Linked DNA regions of Homo sapiens: region 1 is linked to region 2. A link is a loop called in an ENCODE intact Hi-C map of the cell type or tissue named here. Cell type or tissue: PC-9. All regions are shown on one strand.

Region 1 (8,000 bases), 84 kb after region 2:
TCTCCATCACTTTTAAATTAATTGCAGCCTGATGGCCAGACCCTGGTGCCATCTTCAGCCAAAGGTGTTCTTGAATGAGCAGTACTAGTAGAGGCAGCAGGTACTGACCTACTGGAAGCCACACACAGGTATCTACACCCCACCCCGTACTCTTAGTACTAGCCTAAGACTTCCGGCAATCCACCTGCTCCCAATCCTCCTTACCAGCCAGGATTTGCATATGAAGTTATCAGGTCAGAGAATTCCGGTGGTACCCAGTGATAGTCTATCTTCATCATTCGTGGATTCCATATTTGCAAATGCACCTATTTGTAACCCCAAAGTCCGTACTCATGCTGACGCAGGACAGGCAAGCCCCAAAATTGAGGCTTAGCCCAGGAGGGTTCTTGGCTTCATCCAGGAAGAATTCAAGGGTGAACCCACAGTGTTAAACAGCGACTCTGAAGCAGCAGAGTGTACAGCAGCAGCAGAGGTACTGTTTTTTGCGGAACAAGAATACTCTATATGCTGTGTGCCCTGAGTATCAGCTCAGAGGCAGTTCTGCACTCATATTTATACCCACCTTTAACTATATGCAAATTAAGGGGCGGTTTATGTAGACAATTCTAGAATGAGAGTGGCCAATCCTGGGTTGCCATGCTAAGGGGCAGTAACTTTTGGGTGTCGCCATGGAAATGGTAAACTGACAGGGCACACTGGCCGGTGTACCTCATGAGGAGATGCTTCTGCCCCCAACCTGTTTTAGCTAGTCCTCAATTTGCTCCAGTGTCCAAGCCCCACCTCCAGAGTCAAGTTCCGTCTCCTACCTCAATGGCTCTTTCAAGGTAATTCCTGGACATGCACAAACAGGTGAAATATTTGAGGCCCACGATGCATGCATTCCCAACTGAGGTCAAGCAAGGTGATGCCCTGCCTTCTTGTTTTGTCTATCATACTGTAAACAAATGTCCTTTTTGCAGTCCATTTAATGCCATGTTTTTTGCATTTTTATGCTTTTCTTGGTGATTTAATGGTTTAAAATGGTCCCCAAGCAGATTGCTGATGTGTTATCTAGTGTTTTAAGTGCAAGAAGGCTGTGATGTGCCTTAGGGAGCAAACCATTTGTGTGTTAGATAAGTTTCATTCAGGTAGAGTTATAATGCTGTTGGCTATGAGTTCATTGTTAATGAACCAACAGTGTATTTAAATATGGTGTCTTTAAGCAGAAACACCCACAAAACAAGTTTGTATATTGATCATTCACAAAAATATTGTGACTAGTGGCTCACAGAAACTGAAGCCTATATTTCCCCTAGAAGCAATGGCTCAGTTTTGCTAATTCAATGCTCATAGCCACTTTATAAATAGAATGTAATTACTGCAAATAATTAGAATAGAGCTGGGTGCAGTGGCTCACGCCTGTAATCCCAGCACTTTGGAAGGCTGAGGTGGGTGGATCACTTGAGGTCAGGAATTTGAGACTAGCATGGCCAACATGGTGAAACCCCATCTCTACTAAAAATACAAAAATTAGTCAGGCTTGGGGGCAGGTGCCTGTAATCCCAGCTACTTGGGAGGCTGAGGCAGGAGAATCACTTGAACCTGGGAGGCGGATGTTGCAGTGGGCCAAGATCACTCCACTGCACTCCAACCTGGGCAACAGTGTGAGACTCCATCTCAAAAAAAAAAAAAAAAAAAAAAAAGAAGAGACTCTATAGACTTATACAGGACAGGACTAGGGGTGGTCTCTCTAGCTCAAACAAAGGTGTGATCCTATATGAGTTAGTATAAGTGCACTGCTGTAGCAAACAGACCCCAAAATTCATGACAATCCTATGGACGTTTACTTCTTAGTCTTGTATCATTTTTGAGCTGGTGAATGAGCCAGCCCAGGGGCTCTCCTCCACTCTGCTCTACAGGAATCAAGGCTGGATGAACACTGTCATTATAACACATGGCTTTCAAGGGTACCCTGTGCATTATCCTTATTTGCCTAAGACAGTAAAGAACACATAGGAGTGAACCTGAGATGTTTTGATGAACCAGGCCTGGAGGTGGTGCCCATCATTCCTACTCATGTTCCATTGGCTACCACTCAGTCACATGACCATGCCTAGCTGCAAGGGAGTATGGGAAATATATTTTGTATGGATGACAAGGGAGACGAGAACAAGATGGCCTTGGCTGCTAGCAGTCTCTGCCACAGTTTGTTTTAAGGACTCATATTGAGTCAGGTTCAGACCAAGACCTACAATTGCCCCAGGAAGATCCATAATTTGCTCCCTTCCCTTCAGTTCTTCTTGAAATTTTTGTTCAGCATTTATTTTGAGGTGAAACAGAGATCTGTGGGGGTGATTGGAAGGAAGAGAGTTGCCCCTTGACCTGTGGAAATACTGTTCAAACCCTTACTCTGATTCTTGAGCCACCTTCAGAGGTGATAAAGATGTCTAGCCCCTCCCTAAGGCTACCTCAAAGTGTAGCATTTTCCTAATCCTCACGTAAATCAGCACCTACGGGTGCAACACAGCTCAAAGCCAGAGGGAGAATCCATAAGCCCTTATCAAGAGTTACCTCTGGGACCAGGTATCTCCCATGGGAAGTACTCAGGTCTGTAAGCCCAAGGCCTCACTGTGAGGACACCTGGCTCTGGGCAGGGCCTTCTGGGACCTCAAGGCTTTGCCTGGCCAGATCTGACTTTAGCTGTCTGGGCCCCTTCCCACACCATGAGGCCAGCTGTGAGGGACCTGTGTGAGAGGGAACCTTGGTAAAAATGGCCTGAGCAAGAGCAGGGAATGGGGGACTTCATCTCCAGCCCGCATCCTGAGAAGGAGGAAGCCTCTGTGCTTTGGAAGCATTTATAAGACTTTGTGTAACCAAGGGCCACCCTTGAGGTTTCCTTGCCTTATTGCTCCCACATACCCTACTGAAAAAAAAAGGGACAAAGACAGGTGATGGCTCACGAAATGGAGCTGCAGAATCTGTCCTCCCCCTCTTGTATCTCTCCTGGCTGCCAACAGAAAGACTCCTGTTCTATAAGCCAGCAGCTTCATGAGGTCTGAAAATAATCCCTGAAAGAAAAAAAAGTAATAATAACAATATTATGTTGAATGCCAGGCACTATGATTAACATGTGATATATGTTGTTGTATTGAATTCTCACCATGACCTGTGAGTTAGGTACTTTAATCTCCACCCAGTTAATGAGGAAACTAAGGCTCAAAGGAGTTAAATAACCTTGTCCATGTTCACACTGCCAGAAAGAGGTTGAGTCAGTACCTCCTGTCTGACTGCAAAGCCTGTATTCTTAACCTCTGAGCTCTGTGACCCTGATAACATTGGTCACTTGCTGGGTGGGGCAGAGGAAGCCCTAGCTGCCTACACCTTCTTGTACCTGCAGCCCTTCCCCTCCACAGCTGGGACCTGTCTCAGGCTGACAACCTGCCAGAGTGACCCATCACCTCTACATATTCACCACACTCTTTCTGAACCTTTTCTGTCCAGTCAGCTTCCAAGCCTCTCTTGGGCATGAGTTTCATCCCAGTGCACCTGATAAGTCCCAGGTGCTCTGCCTGAGCCTGCCCACCAGCTGCCTGAGCTCCACCATTGAAAAGAGGTGTCTCCAGGATGTTAAAGGGAGCCTCGGGTGGCAGAGCTCTCTCCTTCTTGTGCACTTCACTTCAGGTGACTCTTGAAGAGACTTGGAATTGTACCACATCTCAGGACTGGTGGCTTCTGCTCACCTCCCCACTGGAGATCAAAAGGTAATATGCTCCATCAACCACAGAGGTTCATTACTAGCCCAGTATCAAGCCAAGGGTCTGGCCAATGCTTTCACCTGGCAGACTGCCATCAGAGGCTGCTTGGGCAACACAGACATGCAGCCTTGATCTTCACCTGTGCAAACAGCCTACGTGGCACAGCTGAGCCCCAGACATGAGGGATGGACCTGGAGTTTCTCTTTTTTTTTTTGAGACAGAGTCTCACTTTGTCACCCAAGCTGGAATGCAGTGGCACAATCTTGGCTCACTGCAACCTCTGCCTCCCTGGTTCAAACGATTCTCCTGCCTCAGCCTCCCGAGTAGCCGGGATTACAGGCACCTGCCACCATGCCCAGCTAATTTTGTATTTTTAGTAGAGACAGGGTTTCGCCATGTTGGCCAGGCTGGTCTCGAACTCCTGACCTCAAGTGATCCACCTGCCTTGGCCTCTCAAAGTGCTGGGATTACAGGTGTGAGCCACTGTACCCGGCCAGAGTTTCTCTTGACCCCACCCACACCTCCTGGCTGCTTGTCCCAAGACAACAGCTTCCCTACTCCAAATCTACATTTTCCCTCTTTTATTAAGGGAAAGAATAGTCCCTAGGGGTGTGCCACTGTAAAATTCTCTGGAGGAAATAAAGAAAGTAATAACATGTTAAACTATGGATTCTTCGGTAAGTTTCTATGGGCAGCCTTACTTGATGCCATTGGCAATTGTTTCTTGGTTCATTCTCTCCTGGGGCAATCACCAGGTCTGGCCTCATAACAATCCTTTTCCTACTTTTTTTTTTTTTTTCCTGAAAACCAATCCTATGAATTGGTGTGGGAAGGAACCAGTGAAAATCTCCTTGTGAAGGCTCATCATTTAGGATGTTTCTTCTTTAGAGTCCTCCTATTTGGGGGCTTTCTTGGGTAGGGGGAGTGGGGTGTGCACCAGCCAAGCCTCTATCAGGGGGTTGCCAAGCCGTCTCAAACTCTCCCCAGCCGGTTCTTTCCCCGCTGTGGGGCTTTTGGCAGAGAAGGGCCAGAGGGTGCCATTAGCTGGCTTCCCAGGAGCCGTGCGTCCTGCCTGGCTTCCCAGCTGGGTTGGATGGAGGGACATCGTGGTTAACAGATTTGCCAAAAATCATAGAGCTGGGGCTGGCTCTCCAGAGGTCAGGGATATTAAGAGCAAGCCAAAGGGCACAGAGTCCTGTTGCAAGACTGGAAGCAGCCAGGGACCCAAAGAAAGTGCCTGGGGCTAAGCATCGTCGAGCTCATCCTAGGCCTGTCTCCACTCCCTGGAGGACGGTGAACCCATCACCACACATCCCAGGGCCTCGGTCTCCTTGTCTGTAAAGCCAGCAGGTTGGGTCATCTGAGTGGAATAGATACTAAATTAGTCTAAGGTCCCTTCCAATGTTGTGATTCTCTGACTACTTTACAATTTGGGGGTCTGAAGACACCCCTCTACCTTTTTCCATTTGCAAGGTGTGCTGGGGCCACAACAAACCCAACCTCAGGTGCAGCGCCAGGTCCCGCCTCGTTTGTGCCTGTTCTTCCTCACATGACCTTTTGCCCCCGCCTAGCCTGTGCCAGGGCAAATGGAATTCAGACTGCTCTGATTCATTGACCTCAAAGGCAACCAAAAAAATGGCCTTGCAAAGGGGATCTGATGCCTCCAAAGCCGTGACGAGCCTTCCAGGTGGGTGGCTTTTGAAACTGCTCTCCTTCCTTGGGACCACAAAGCTTTATTTGACCAACATTCAAGTTCAAAAACTTTATTTGCCTGGAGCAAACCCAGGAGACTTACTCTTGGAAAACTACCTTCTCCCAGGCTTCACCAGACACCTCACAGGGTGGGAGTGTGGGGTGAAACACATCACACCCATGGCCCTGTGACATTCTCATCTTCCCAGCAGGGAGAACCGGTCCCTGCCAGTGTCGAGAAGTCAAAACAAAGCTCCTTTTCCATGTGCTTTTTCTTCCTCAATGGCTTAGACTGTAAAGTCATCAGGAAGCATGGTCTAGTGCTCCAAGCTCCAGACAGACGGCTTGACCTCTGTCCTGGCGCCCTGGGCTGGCCTGGGCCAGACACCGCACCCCCAGGACTGTTTTCCCATCTGCAAAACAACTCGGGCCTCTCTAAGCCAACACTACCTCTCACTGCAAAACACAGCCCCCTCCCTCCTCCAGGGGCAGTTGGCCTTAGAAACCAGCCCATCTTTAGGGGAAGAAATCCTTATGGGGCAGGCGGCAGCAGGGCATAGCACAGAGGAAGAAAAGAGTTCATCGTGCGCTGGAGGCTGAGGGTGTTGGGGGTTTGAGGGAAGGTGATGGTTTGGGGGAGCGTCTTTTCCACTCTCCTGGATCTGAGGTGGAAGGTCTCTGCTCTGGGCTCTGAAACGGGATGGTGTCATGTGCAGATAAACAGAGAAGCCTATTGTAGATGGCTGTTGGGTGTCTCCAGGGATCAGTAACACCTTCATCAGAGAGGATGCTTCTGTAAGCATTCTACTTCCCTTCCCCACCCCCACCCCTTAAATAAGCAGCTGTTTCCTCCGCCCCTGTCCCTGGCCCCTCGCCGCTGCTGGGTCATCCTGCCAACCCCGGGCTGCAGACTGACTTACCTAGTTTCAGAACTTAACTTGCCTGGATGCACTCCGTCTTCTTCTACTTTACAAGGTCTCTTTTACATCTGCCCTTTACATAAGACCCTGCCTGACCCAGCCTCGAAGGAAAACCCATCCCCCCACCCGTGCTGGTGTTTGGAGCTCAGAAGTAGCCCTCCCAGTGACCCCCTGCCAGGCCTCTGGTGAGCATTTTCATCTGATCCTTAATCCGCCTCCTGCCACCTTGGCCAAACACACCCAACCAGGCTGCCTGTGGTAGGCTCACAATATCCCTGGCTCTTATGCTATCAGATAAGAAACTTCACATGCCCCAGCATCACTGACACCAGGTCTGAGGTTTTATTTGGGAAGAGGAAAGATTAATAGATGCTGGGGCAAAGAAGTCCAAGTATTTGAAGAGACAGACACCCTTGCTCTCCAAAGTAAACCGTTGTACACAATTGCATGGCCCTTAGATGAGATCTGAGAGAGTAGTTCTCACCCCTGGCTGCAAGTTAGAATCCAGGCTGCTCCCCAGACAGATTACATGGGAATCCGTAGGATTGACATCCAGGCATTGGCTGGCTTTGAGAGCCACTGATCTAAAACAATGCCCCATTTTGCAGTTTGGGAAAGAGGGGAGAAGTGATTTGCCCCAAATTAGATGGTCATTTGGGACAGAGCCCTGAGCAGAACCTGTGTCTCCTAACTTTACATTCCTATCTCTTCCCATCATGATTTTCCCTCTGGTCGCTTTAGAAGAGAGGGTCTTAAACTCAGAGGCACATTAAACCTATGTAAGGGAACTACTGAAATATACAATGCCAGGCTTCCTGAAATTCTGGTCTCATTGCTCCGGAGTGTAGCCTGGGTATAAGTATTCAAAGTTCCTTGAGTGACTCTCATGTGTAGTCACAGTTGAATGAAGCCCTGCTTATTAAAGGCTAAACCCCTTCAGAGAGACAGAAAGACTGAGAGAGGGAGAGGCAAAAAAAAAAAAATAATACTGTGGAGGCTGGAGGAAGGAAAATTGTTCTTGTAGGAGGAATCTTGGGATCCATCAAAACAAATGATGCTTGAGCTGGATCTTGAAGCTTTCAATACTTGGAAGTGGCAAACAGCTTTTCAGGAGAGGGAACCGTGTGAGCAGCGTCCCCCAGGAAGGGATATGGGAGATGGGACAGTTAGGAATTGGACAGAACAGGCAAATTGGGACCAGCGTGTGGGAAGCTTTCAATTCACATGGGAGTGTGGCATGAACTGTCCAGCCCAGTGACTTCCAAACTCTCGCACACATCAGACTCACCTAGAGGGCTTGAACGCAGGCTGCCGGGCCCACCCTCAGAGTCCCATATTCAGTGGGTCTGCGTGGGACCTGGGAATTTGCATTTCTAACAAGTTCCCAAGTAATCGTGATACTTCCGGCCTTCCCAAGACACTTTAAGAACCACTGTGCTAGGCAAAGGGAAATCCCAGGAAGTTTCAGATTTGAATCACTTGGAGAAACATATACACACACAGAGAGAGAGAGAGAGTAGGGAGGAACTTCAGTAGGACAGGAACACTGATCTGGCATAGAGAGAAAATCACAGAGCAGAGCAGCCCAGAAGCGCATGCAGGCGCGGCCACTGCATTACAGAAGAAGAAAGGAGGCCCGAAGAGGGCCCGGGCA
Region 2 (8,000 bases):
CCCTAAGTGTACAGTGACATTTATGGCATGCTCACTCACAGGGAAGGGTGAGACAGCAGTTCTTTCATGATTGACATTTTTGAGCTGACCGCAGCTCTGCTGCTTTCAACGTTTGCCCCAGGGTCATCTTTGCTCTCCCCAGGCCACCAGTGAGAGCAGAGCATGGAGATGGCCTGTGTCACTGTTCCCTTGGCCCAAACACCATTAGCTGGAAGTCTGTCACGCAGCCACATCTAACTGGAAAGGGGACTAGAAAGTATAATCTAGTTGTGGACCCAGGAAGCCCGTGACAGTGGGGATTCTAGGGAACTGCCAGCTATCTCTGCCAGTCAGGACCATTTATTTCAGGCTGGGCTCCTTCTGAATAGAAAAGCAGCCGGAGGCCCAGGCGAGGCAAGTGAGGGAGGAAGGGAGCAGCCGTCAGCCTGCAGTGCACTCAAGCCAGCCTCACTTTTTGGGTAAAGCCAATTTCACTCCAGTAGATACAGAGGCCTGGAACCCCTGGATAAGGAGGCCTCCACATTTCTCCCTGTCTATGAGAAGGTGAGAGAGAAGGTTCAAGAAGGCTTTTTCACAAGCAAACCATCAGGCCCCCCAGGGTGTAATTTGGAAACCCCCTGGCTTTCCCTGGCTTTCCCTGGCTTTGCCCTCGGCCCTTGGTCCCTCCTCCTACCCTGTTTTCAGCCCATTTCTCTAGGCATGCACCAGTGGCCAGGACTACCACGTTGCCTGACACCTCGGCTCGGTGCCTCGCCTGTGGGCCACTTTGGGCCGGAGCTACTGATGGGAGCTGATTCAAGAGCCTGGCCCAGCCCTGTGGCTTTGATGGGCTTTCATCCTCCCGCCTGCGCTCCTTGGCTGGACGCCTGGGGAGCTGCATAGCCTTGCCCCGGGCTATCTGCTTTCAGTGGGAGAGGTCCTTCTCTCTGAATACAGGAGGACCCGGAGGTGAGGAGGTGAGACTTGGGCACTCTCGTCTCTGCAGCCTGAGAGCTGAGCCTGCGCCAAAGCCATCTGCCTTCACCCAGCTTTCCCAAGGAGCAGACAAGATAAAGGACAGACGGAATGAACACTGAACAACTTGTTAATGATTTTATTGCAGGTTAAATCAAATGTCTCCAGTAAAACTACAGGAGAACTGCTTTAACCTTACCCTGCTGTAAATATGTATTAACTCAATTACTATCAGCAATTAAGGCCTAGTTTGGGAACACTGGTCTGAGACAAAAAAGACATTATCATCCTGGGAAATGAATCCAGAATAAAAGGAATTTATTCCACCTGAGCTAATGAGCAGCTGTATGGGGATGGAAATGAAGGCCTTTGCCTCGGAATTGCTTTTGACCGTTCATACAGGGAGAGGAGAAAAGGTTCGCCTTTACGTAAAGCTCTTGGAAGCACATTAGGGACATTGTTACAATGCAAATGAGGAAGACCGTTGTGTTTGGGTGGTTTATGGGTTTAGTAAAAGGAGTAACATTTCAATTAGTGGGGAAGGAATGAGAACCTGCCTCAAAGAGGCTTAATTGGCAACTTGGCTTTCCCAGGGGGCTTTGAAGTAGCATCAGAGAAGGAAAGTTTTCAGAGATGGGTGGAGAATAGAGCAACTATAGGGCCCTTGCTGTGCCTGTGAGAGGGCAGATGGGGTGCTCAGAAGGTAAAACCCACAGCACTACACAAATCCCAGCCCCGCGCGAGCGCCCGCTCCAGTCTTCCGGGCTTCTGAGTGGTTTTCTCCACGCCGCTTCTCCCAGCTCCCCCCTGAGAGCGTCAGGACCCAGCCGTTTCTAAAGCAGGCAGCCTCCACGAAGCCATCTCGCTTCAAAGGCTGCAGCCCTAACCTCACCAGTGTGGAATTCCTTTTTTCCTTCTCAAGAGCCCCTGTTGCTGGGTCTCGAAGTTTAGTCCAGCAAACTGGGGAATTCAACTCCTAATTGCAGTGAGTTATGGGGGAGGGTGCAATATTGCATACAAATGTGTATTTTCTGTGCATGTGTGTTCAAGGACTACAAAGTCTGAAGACTGAGGATTCAAGTATGATCGTACCTTAGGGCAAGGGATTGCACAGGTGACTCGTCAAGGTGGGGCTCTCAGATTTCACAAGTCGCAAAGGCATCCAGATCGACATTATCCTACGGTCTCGTCTTTCCTAGCCGTGGCATCCTCATGAGGTCTTTGTCATGTAATTCATGCTCACAAGTCACTCAAATCTTCATGCATCTTGACTGATTTGAGGTTTTACTTCTTAATTCAGTCATTCACAGGGTATGGCAAACTTTTTGTTTTCTAACATGGAGGAACTCTCCAAAGGAAATGTTACAGATAATATGCCAAGATAATCGTTTGCAATGAAGTCTGGAAGAAAATTCAGCTAACCCTGTGTTTTAGCTGCAAGAGAGCAATCTGACCAGGGGTTTGGAGAGCTGTCCAAACCAAGCCTCTAAGTGGTATGCTGGTCTTTCTGAGCTTGAGAAAAAAAGAATGAAGAACTTCCAAGTGACTCCACCAGTCCCTCGGTTCTCTTGATGTTGACTTTGGGGAGAACGAGTTCAACACCCTTCCCATATGCGCATCTGTGAACGTGGATTGGATTTTGCTTGAGATCTTAGCACTGAACCCTGAACTAAAGGAGGCACTATGCCTCCATCTGAAGCAATCAGTCCCCAAAGCACAGGACTCTGAGCCAGGCTCTCTCCCTTCATCCTCCCCTCTCCTGCGGGTGGCTTCTCCTGGAACACTGGCTCATATCTCTGGAGCCTGTGGTTTGGGGATTGCCATTAGCCAACTACAACAGAGCCTGGAGAGTTTACTTTGGGTCTAAAATGGGAACTGGACCCACTCTCTGAGTAATGCTCATCACTCAGCAGGTCTCAGCCGGTGGCCTACAACTTTACAATTGACCCCTCTTCCCACCACCGTGGGTTGCTGTGTAGAGCAATCACTTCCCTCCTAAGCCTCATCTCCTGCTGCCTCCTCAAAGTTGCGATGGTTAGAAAACATGGCATCTGTATGCACCCTGCACGTTCTTGCATGCCAGGAAAGCTGAGCCACCATGCAGTCGCATGGCATGTCCGATCCGTCATGCCACTGTGAGGAAACAGGACGAGGACCAGAAAATCAGCACAGCAACATAAGTTCCTGACTGCTGCTGTGAGTGGACCGGAGATGCTGCACCAGTGACCCAGTCACTGCAGCAACTAGAAGCTGGGATTGACTGGATGCCTTGGGACAGCACAGAATCCATTTCAAGTGCTGAAAAGGACCTTAATAATATTCTAACCAACATACGGATGGGAAACGGAGGCCCGGAGAGGGAAGATTCCTACCCGGGTGCCTGCAGGGAGAGAAGGGCAGAGCTGAGACCCAAACCCAGGTGGGGGTACTGAGGCCAGTGCCCCCTTCTAATATGACTGAATCTCAGCTTCACTTTCCAGTGTGTTTTTGCCTTGGCGAGGGTGGAAATGAGTTTCCAAAACTCTGCAAAGAGAGAGGTATGCGGAGGGGCCAGACAAAGCCCGTGAGCATTTACCATAGATCTCTCTAAAATGGATAATCAATCAAGACGTTGTTGTATACTCTTGCCTCCTTGAGGGAGCATCTTGTGTACTTTCTCCTTGTTCCTCAGACCCCTTCACTATAACCAAGGTTGCCTCTGTGGTGAGTTCGTTAACGCTCGGGAGAAAATTCTCACATTAGAGCATTATTTTCAAAATGCACTCTTCAATGTCCAAAATATTTCCATTCCCAATATCTCACAGTCTTTTTTATTTTTTTATTTTTTCTATAATTTCAACTTTTATTTTATATTCAGAGGGTACGTGTGCAGGTTTATTACCTGGGTATATTGCAAGATGGTGAGGTTTGGGGACACAATTAACCCTGTTACCCAGGTACTGAGCATAGTACCCAATAGTTCGTTTTCCAACCCTTGTCCCCCTCTCCCCCTCCAGTAGTCCTCAGTTTCTATTACCGTCTTGATGTCCACGAGTACCCAGTGTTTAGCTCCTACGCCTAAGAAACAATATGCAATATTTGATTATCTGTTCCTGCATTAATTTACTTAGGATAACAGCCTCCAGCTGCATCCATGTTGCTGCAAGGACATGGTTTCACTCTTTTTATGGATGTGTAGTATTCTATGGTGTATATGTACCACATTTTCTTGATCCAATCTACCAGTGGTGGGCACCTAGGTTGATTCCCTGTCTTTGCTATGTGAACAGTGCAGCAATTAACATATGAGTGCATGTTGCATAACCTTTAAAGGCAAAAAGACATGCTCTATTATCCCATTTTTACAAAGAGGAAATGGGTTTTCAAGAGGTAAAGTAACTTGCCAAAAGCCACGCTCCCCACAAGTGGCTCATACAGACCTAAAGCCAAGTCTAGATCGAAGTCCAACACTTTGCAGAATTCTAGCTTCCAGCAGGAAACAACCTGACTTAGACAATACCTCATTATTTACTTCTCCTCTCTGGGGACAATGAAATTAATGTTCCTTTGAAACATGAGAGTTTGGATAGATGACCACATGTACTTGTCACCACCTCCTCTTCTCTCCTACACCTGGTGTACAGGCAAGGCTTTGAAGAATATAGTGAGTCATTGCAGTCCCCCATCCCTCTTTCAAAATTCCCTGCAGCCGATGAGACCGCTGTCCACACTCACAAACTTACCCTCCCCATTGAGAGTCTGGCATCATCGACGTCTCTCTCAGAGCCTGCCTACAGAGGGGCTGGCCATTGTTCTTGGATAGATGGCTAGACCTTTCAGCCTTCTGTTTTAAAGAAACAGGATGTGGCCAGGCGCAGTGGCTCATGCCTGTAATCCCAGCACTTTGGGAGGCTGAGGCGGGCGGATCACCTGAGGTCAGGAATTCGAGACCAGCCTGGCCAACATGGTGAAACCCCATCTCTACTAAAAAATACAAAAATTAGCCGGGTGTGGTGGCAGGCACCTTAACCCCAGCTACTTGGGAGGCAGAGGCAGGAGAATCATTTGAACCTGGGAGGCGGAGGTTGCAGTGAGCCGAGATCAAGCCATTGCACTCAAACCTGGAGGACAAGAGCGAGGAAAAAAAGAACAAGACATGAGAAAACACGTCAGGCAATCTGGGGTTATGCAGAGGCGATAAAGTCTCTTCATCAATTTTGCTACTTGGGAGTTTCTTCTGGAACATATGAGAAAAGAAGTGAATAGCTAAAGGTGGAAAAGATGAGCTAAGCCAGAGTGTTCACTCCCTGGACTAGAGTCTCGCCAGTAAAGTAGATAACAGAAAATATTTCAAAGATGAGACAAGCAGCAAATAAACCACTGAGAGAATAAAAAATGACTTCCTCCCAAATTTCTTCCCCCCTAAAAATACAAAAGATACAAGATATGTGGTTTTTTTTTTTTTTTTTTTTTTTGAGACGGAGTCTGGCTCTGTTGCCAGGCTGGAGGGCAGTGGCGCGATCTCGGCTCACTGAAGCCTCCGCCTCCCAGGTTCAAGCGATTCTCCTGCCTCAGCGTCCTAAGTAGCTGGGACTACAGGCATATGCCACCACACCCAGCTAATTTTTTTGTACTTTTAGTACCTTTGTACTTTTGTACCATGTTGGCCAGGATGGTCTCCATCTCCTGACCTTGTGATCTACCTGCCTCGGCCTTCCAAAGTGCCGAGATTACAGGCATGAGCCACCGCACCCAGCCCTCATGTGTGCTGCTTATATCTGACATAGGAGACATTGAACTCACACTCCGAATCTTGAGATATTAAAAGTTTTAAGAGATAAATGAGTTCCTCTTAGACAATTATACCTTTATGTCTGCCAGACTCAAATGGGATTTTCTGTAGAATCGTATGGTATATGAAAATCTTCTTTTATTGCAGCCGTTGGAGATGTGTGTGAGTATGTGTGTGTGTACATGCATATTATGCATGAAATTTTGTATCTTCGTTCAAGCTGTCACCCATCTCTCATCTGGAAAATGGCAATGGGATTAAAAGTGCCCCTGGCCTTGAGCCAACCTCTGCCAACTGTGTCTAAGATGCACATCTCACCACTTCCTCCCTTTGGCTGACACCTGCCCAGAGCTCCCCATTGTCCACCTGATAGAGTCTACCCTCCATAGACATAAAACCCCCAGTCCTTCTTCAACCCTCCATGCTCATCATTTCCTGCCTCACAGTTTATGTGCCAAGCAACACGGGGCTCTTCCTAGTTTCCTGCCCTGGTGTCTTTTCTCCTCCATAACCTTGCTTATGCTAGCATCTCTTCCAGGACCCAACATGCTTCTCCCACCTGGACCCCTATTCTCCTACAATGCCCTGGGTGTATCTGTAACTAGCACTTAGAATCACCTGTTCTGGTGTCTGTGTCTGCCACTAAACACACAATGTATGAAGAATATCATACATCAAAAACCACCCAAATCTTAAGTATACAACCAGCCAAATGTTTTCAAATTTCAACCAGCACCCAGAACAAAAAGCAGCCACTATATTTTTGAGGTCAGAGGCTGAGTTTTGTTCATCTTTGTAACTTTAGCACCATGACCAGTAGCTGGCATGCAGTATGTATGGTACCAAATGGTTGTGGAATTAATCAATGAATGGTTATTTCACTGTCTTTTCCTTCTGTTTCACTCATTTACGTTTTCTAACTATTCTCACTTTACCTAAGTTGACCAACAGGATAATTCAGGATTTCTCGCCCAGGCTTTGAGAGCTTGAGTTCTGAATGCTGAGGGTTGTGAAGGAATGTTGGTAGTTAGGGGAAGAAGCATGGGGAGCAGCTTGGCTGCTGACCACCAAACCTGGATAGGCAACTTGGTAAGATCCAAGACTCAGCCATAAGTGAAGATAAAAGTCTTTTCTCTTCATAAACTTCAAGCTATAATCTCAGCTGCCAAAGCATGTCACAGTAACTACCTCAATTAAGAATCAATGAAGAGATCACTAAAGAATAGAACATTTTAGCCTTTTTGCATTACAGCTAAGAAAAGGGAACAGGTAGCATTCATTTTTTCCACACTCAGCCTCTGGTGCCAGGTACCAGCATCGCCTTAAGTTGACAGCTGGCCCACACCTGAGGAGCAAAGGGTCTATTCTCCCTGCTTTCCATGTAAGCAATCATAGGAGGTGTACTATAAAGAGAGTGCTCCCTAAATATTAATGCCCCCATCCACACGCTTCTCTGAAAAGTCCACATTAGGAAGTAGTAAACGTACCATTTAGTTAGCATGTACTATGTGCCAGGCATTTGATAAATAGCCACTTGCACACATTACCACATTTATTCTTCATAACTACTCTCTCAGGTGAGTGATATTATCCGCATTTAACAGGTGAGAAAATTGAGCAATGGAAGCTGGGGTGTGACCTCATATCTTTGATTCCAAACCTATAGTAACTACTCTATTATAAACAAACTATATAACTTGCTTCCTCGTGTCCCTGCAACTGATGAGAAGACCAGTAGTGTCGAGGTTGAGAAACCCTTCTCAGAGGACTCCCCAGAACGAACCTGGGAACTTCAGACAGACTGGGTGGGCCTCCAGCCGGGCCTCGCAGCAGAATCAGGACGGGTCTGTCTTGCTGGCATGCCTCACATTCTCAATCTCACTGCTGGAAACCCAGATTCAATATTACCTGAGGCCGAAGCCTGAGTTCTTATGGTAAATTTTCCCCTGGGGAGTTAGAGTTTCTCATTTATGTTCACCCAAAACCTTACTTTGAAAGAACTATTTTGGAGAAGTTCACAGTGCACACGATGGAAGCATTGAAAACATCTACTCTTTCCCAGGGGCAGTCAAGGGAGATAGGTCCTTCTGAAATGGAAGGGAACCACTCCCCAAAGGAGCATTTCTGAATGAGAGATTAGCAAGGGTTTCCTCAGCAAAAAGCTCGATGTGAGGGCAAGCATCCCCTTCCCTGGCCTGAACGAGCAGCGTGTCATCCCGGGACCTACCCAACACCCTTGGACAGCCTAAGGAAAGGACCTTCTGGCACTGTTCAG

What was found. Peaks named below come from ENCODE experiments on the same cell type or tissue, not always from the same donor. Only the 100,000 strongest peaks of a DNase experiment are listed, where the experiment ranks them.
Region 1: it touches region 2 in a loop (11-fold over the local background); 1 of 110 quality-filtered maps calls a loop at or near these places.

What each region holds. Positions count from the first base shown.
Region 1 is chr3:194,026,707-194,034,706 of GRCh38, forward strand. The region is part of intron 1 of LINC02028 (long intergenic non-protein coding RNA 2028); the gene reads right to left. Among named protein-coding and RNA genes, the nearest start is that of LINC02026, 27 kb to the left of the region's middle. RefSeq lists an enhancer at 5,472-6,049. In PC-9, no CTCF peak of the experiment used is centred here; DNase peaks (open chromatin) are centred at 3,305, 3,845 and 5,335; H3K27ac peaks cover 2,697 bases.
Region 2 is chr3:193,942,592-193,950,591 of GRCh38, forward strand. No RefSeq gene overlaps it. Among named protein-coding and RNA genes, the nearest start is that of LINC02026, 57 kb to the right of the region's middle. RefSeq lists enhancers at 1-263, 437-2,098, 919-1,569. In PC-9, no CTCF peak of the experiment used is centred here; DNase peaks (open chromatin) are centred at 70 and 4,610; H3K27ac peaks cover 538 bases.